Linked DNA regions of Homo sapiens: region 1 is linked to region 2. Evidence: read pairs that join two places in POLR2A ChIA-PET (ENCODE). Cell type or tissue: Panc1. All regions are shown on one strand.

What was found. Peaks named below come from ENCODE experiments on the same cell type or tissue, not always from the same donor. Only the 100,000 strongest peaks of a DNase experiment are listed, where the experiment ranks them.
Region 1: POLR2A ChIA-PET joins it to region 2 with 11 read pairs; 2 of 35 experiments call an interaction of 5 or more read pairs at or near these places.

The regions. Positions count from the first base shown.
Region 1 is chr20:63,823,467-63,825,966 of GRCh38, reverse strand. All of the region lies in intron 1 of ZBTB46 (zinc finger and BTB domain containing 46), which reads left to right. Among named protein-coding and RNA genes, the nearest start is that of ZBTB46, 6.5 kb to the left of the region's middle. In Panc1, no CTCF peak of the experiment used is centred here; no DNase peak of the experiment used is centred here; H3K27ac peaks cover 864 bases.
Region 2 is chr20:63,641,830-63,644,329 of GRCh38, reverse strand. STMN3 (stathmin 3) reads left to right here. Exons shown (of 5, transcript NM_015894.4): 2 at 21-116; 3 at 399-574; 4 at 2,031-2,222. Among named protein-coding and RNA genes, the nearest start is that of STMN3, 10 kb to the left of the region's middle. RefSeq lists enhancers at 1-237, 1,587-2,325 and silencers at 1,915-1,984, 2,145-2,344, 2,375-2,500. In Panc1, no CTCF peak of the experiment used is centred here; no DNase peak of the experiment used is centred here; H3K4me3 peaks cover 935 bases.

The DNA.
Region 1 (2,500 bases), 180 kb before region 2:
CTGGACCGCGTGGCCCACGTTACTCTGGGCAAGTCGTCTTCTTAGTGTGGGTCACCCGCCGGATGGACAGAGGCTTTGCTTATCTGCTGGGGCATGGGGAGCAAAACTATGGCTCTTAACTGGGCAGAAGAACGAGAAGTCGGCCCAAGCTAAGCATTACCTGTCGCAGTGTTGATTCGCCGCTTTCCCAACTGACTTCCCTGAAAGAATCCCACAAAAAGTCACAGAGATTAGAAGCTTCTGAGTTATGAAGAAACTCGAAGGCCTGGTTGTTGATTTCTGGGCTGTGGAGGGGCACATCCAGACACACAGGCTTTCTAGAAACACACTCATAATCCACTCATTGGCCATAGCCAGCCGCTTTGCAGAGGCTGAGAAGTGGAGCAAGGCTGTTCTGGTTGGAGGAACAGCAAGTGCAGGGATAGAACCAGAAAACAGAGTTGTTGACACAAAGTGCCCAGGGCTGTTTGTGCAGCATGGGGACAACTGGCCCTGGGAAGCCGGGAGGGAGGGGTTTGATGGTAGTGAGATGGTGGGCGGGAGGGAGGGTTTTTTTTTTTTTTTTTGAGACGGAGTCTTGTTCTGTCCCCCAGGCTGGAGTGCAGTGACGAGATCTCGGCTCATTACAACCTCTGCCTCCCGGGTTCAAGCGAATCTCCTGCCTTGGCCTCCCTAGAAGCTGGGATTATGGGCATCCGCCACCACGCCCGGCTAATTTTTGTATTTTTAGTAGAGATGGGGTTTCATCATGTTGGCCAGGCTGGTCTTGAACTCCTGACCTCAAGTGATCCGCCTGCCTCGGTCTCCCAAAGTGCTGGGATTACAGGCATGAGCTACTGCACCCAGCCAGGAAGGGTTTGATGATGGTGAGATGGGGGTGCAGTGATGGGAAGATGGGGGAGGGAGGGTTTGATGACGGTGAGACGGGGGTGCAGTGATGGGAAGATGGGGGAGGGAGGGTTTGATGACGGTGAGACGGGGGTGCAGTGATGGGAAGATGGGGGAGGGAGGGTTTGATGACGGTGAGACGGGGGTGCAGTGATGGGAAGATGGGGGAGGGAGGGTTTGATGACGGTGAGACGGGGGTGCAGTGATGGGAAGATGGGGGAGGGAGGGTTTGATGACGGTGAGACGGGGGTGCAGTGATGGGAAGATGGGGGAGGGAGGGTTTGATGACGGTGAGATGGGGGTGCAGTGATGGGAAGATGGGGGAGGGAGGGTTTGATGACGGTGAGATGGGGGTGCAGTGATGGGAAGATGGGGGAGGGAGGGTTTGATGACGGTGAGATGGGGGTGCAGTGATGGAAACATCACCTCTCAGAGCACCCAGAAGAACGGGGGTGGGGGAAGGCGGTAAGTGTTCCTTGGCCACGTGAAATTTTGGGTGGGATTAGAACCTCTGAGTTGTCCTGCAGACCCTGAGCTTTCAGGAAAAAGGGCGTGGTTCAGGGCTTTTGTGGCAACCGCCAAGTGAGTTTTTCTGATATTTGCTAAATTAGCTTTCAAGACAACATGGTCTGTAGTCTTTCTTGTCTTGGTGTGGCCCTATTTGAATAAAATGGGTGTTCTCTTTCCATGCCATTTAAATTATTGAATCTGGTGAATGGCAGTATCCTTTTATTTGGCAAGTTCAAAGCCAGCTTAGGTATTTTCGAAAGAAGTAGAGATTATTCAGCTCCTTTAGGGGTGGAGGACAGACTGGCTGAAGAAGGCACTTGTTTGTCCAGGTCCAGCCCCATTTCTTCCTCCTCCCATTTCAGTGTGGAATCTGCAGACCCACAAGACTCGGAATTTCCCATGCTTCAGGGAGGCCGGCTGCTCAACCTCGAAGGTGGCCCTGATGCTTAGGTGGGACGTGTCTGCTTGTTACCCATTCAAGGAAACAGAGGACTTTGGCCAGCGACCCTGCCCTGAGCCTCTGGTCTCTAAAGAAGCCTTGATTCGCCTACAGCCTCCTCTCTGCACTCAAAATCTCCACTTCTCAAGTGTAATCTGGTCGTTTACGTTAGTCCTGTGGGGAGCCCATTCAACGGTTTACATTTCCTTTTACAAACAGAAAACGGAGCAGTCCCAAAGAACACACACACACACACACACACACACACACAAGGTTCCTAGAGGACAAAGGTCAGGACAGGAATCAGGACAGAGGAAAAGGAATTGGAAGACACCACAACGAGAAAACTTGTTCTGGGAAGTGTGTGGTCAGGGATGCAGTGTGACGTGGATATTGTCCTTTTTTCTGGTCTGAATTATTTAATTTTTTTTTGAGAAGGGGCCTCGTTCTGTTGCCCAGGCTGGAGTGCAGTGGCACAGTCATGGCTCACTGCGGCCTCGACCTGGGCTAAGGTGATCCTCCCACCTCTGCCTCCTGAGTACCTGGGACTACAAGCACGCACCACCACACCCGGCCAATTTTTTTATTTTTGTTTTATTTTTATTTTATCTTATTTATTTATTTATTTTTTTGAGACAGGGTCTCACTCTGTCGCTAAGGCTG
Region 2 (2,500 bases):
GCCCAGCCTTGTGCCCACAGCCTACAAGGAGAAGATGAAGGAGCTGTCGGTGCTGTCGCTCATCTGCTCCTGCTTCTACACACAGCCGCACCCCAATACCGTCTACCAGTACGGGGGTGAGTGCCTGGCTGCCGCCTGCCCTTCCCTGCGGTGCCTGCCCACCTCACCTTTTCCCCCGGCCTCCGGCAGTCTCTCTGAACTCCCGTCCTGGCTGCCTCTGGAGAGGGAGGTTCTAGGGGGAAGGGGCCCATCCTGGGGGCTGAAGCCTGGGATTCCTGCGGGAGCAGCCACCCCCTCTCGCCCAGCCCTGGGGTTGGATGTGTGCTGGGAGCATCCCGCTCAGCCCACGCCATGCCCTGGCCGGGCCTCTGAAGCTCTACTCTGGTCTTGCCCTGCAGACATGGAGGTGAAGCAGCTGGACAAGCGGGCCTCAGGCCAGAGCTTCGAGGTCATCCTCAAGTCCCCTTCTGACCTGTCCCCAGAGAGCCCTATGCTCTCCTCCCCACCCAAGAAGAAGGACACCTCCCTGGAGGAGCTGCAAAAGCGGCTGGAGGCAGCCGAGGAGCGGAGGAAGGCAAGGAGTCCTCCATCCCCCACCCCCCAGGAGTTTCAACGGAGGCGGCCCACGGGGACAGGGCCTGCAAGAAGCAGGGTGCTCCCGGACAGGCTTGGTCAGTGCCTTGGCCTGGAGCAGGAGGGGCTGTGGCTCCCTGGGCCTCTTTCTGAGAGATAAGAATGGGATGGGGAGAGGCCGGGTGTGGTGGCTCACGCCTGTAATCCCAGAACTTTGGGAAGCTGAGGCAGGCAGATCACTTGAGGTTGGAAGTTCAAGATCAGCCTGGCCAACATGGTGAAACCCCATCTGTACTAAAAATACAAAATTAGCCAGGTGTGGTGGTGCACACCTGTAATCCCACCTACTAGGGAGTCTGAGGCAGGGGAATTGCTTGAACCCAAGAAGTGGAGGATGCAGTGAGCCGAGACTGCGCCACTGCACTCCTCAGCCCGGGCGACAGGGTGAGACTCCATTTCAAAAAACAAACAAGAACAAAAAAAGAAAGGGATGGAGAGGAGGAAGGGTTCCGAGGCGGCCACCTGGAAGGAGCAGGAGCCTCTGGTGAGGGTGGGAGGCACCCTTGTCAGGGCCAGCAGGATGCTAGGGGGTGGTCCCCAGATGGGCCCTGGGGACGTCGGGTGGGGCATCCCTCTCCCAGACAGGGAAGCTGGAGGAAGGGCCTCATGTGTGAAGACCCTGAGGCTTGCTGGAGGGCGGAGGGGCCCTGGGAGAGGTGGGTGTGGGCTCCAGGTCCCCTCCCTGCAGCCTCCCCTCCCACCAGCCCCTCTGAGACTGAAACAGAGATAAAAATGTCCTTTTGGGGGTGCCACCCTGGAGGCCAACGCATTGGGCAGGGGAAGCGGCTCCGTTCCCTTCCCGGTGAGGCCAGAGACCAGGGTTCACAGGGCTGACTAGTAGGGACTGGCATGTGGGTGCGGGTCCTGCTGCCCCGCTCTCCTCCCAGGGGTCACCAGCCGGCCCCTCCCCCAGCATCCCTGGGGACCCTCCGCTCCTGGGCACCTAATTGGGAGCTGGGAACCCGGTGTGTAACAAGCAGCTACTCTGCTCAGTGGGCGGATGTCCGAGGAAGAGACAAAGCTCAGAGACCGCCCACAAGTTTAGGGTTTCTTGCTGCTGGTCCTTGGAGGGGCAGACGCGCAGGGCAGGGTGTGCAGTGGCGGCAGGGTATGGCGGGGGCCCTGGGCGCAGCCAGGACCGCGGGACCCGCGCGCGAGGCAGGGACGGGGGCGGGGGCGGCGGATCGCGACCCCCTGGCCCTGCCCCGACCACAGGCCGGATGGCAGGCGAGGGTTCCCAGGGCAGCGCCCGGGGGTCCCGGCGCCCACCGAGGCCTGGGCAGGTGGAGGCGCCAGGTGAGGCGAGCGGGCGCTGGGCGGGAGGCGGAGAGCAGGGAGGAGTCCGGCCGGGCAGGGCCCGGGGTTGCCGCTCACGCGCGCCCGCCGGCCCCGCACAGACGCAGGAGGCGCAGGTGCTGAAGCAGCTGGCGGAGCGGCGCGAGCACGAGCGCGAGGTGCTGCACAAGGCGCTGGAGGAGAATAACAACTTCAGCCGCCAGGCGGAGGAGAAGCTCAACTACAAGATGGAGCTCAGCAAGGAGATCCGCGAGGCACACCTGGCCGCACTGCGCGAGCGGCTGCGCGAGAAGGTGCGGGGGCGGGGCCGGGGCGGAGCTCGGAGCGGGCAGGGGCCGGGGCGGGGCCGGGGCGAAGCTCGGAGCGGGCAGGGGCCGGGGCGGGGGCAGGGCTAGCAGCAGTCAGGGGGCGGGGCACTGGGCGGGGGCGGGGCCAGGGCGGAGCTCGGAGCGGGCAGGGGCCGGGGCGGGGCCGGGGCGGAGCTCGGAGCGGGCAGGGGCCGGGGCGGGGGCAGGGCTAGCAGCAGGCAGGGGGCGGGGCACTGGGCGGGGGCGGGGCTAGGGCGGAGCTC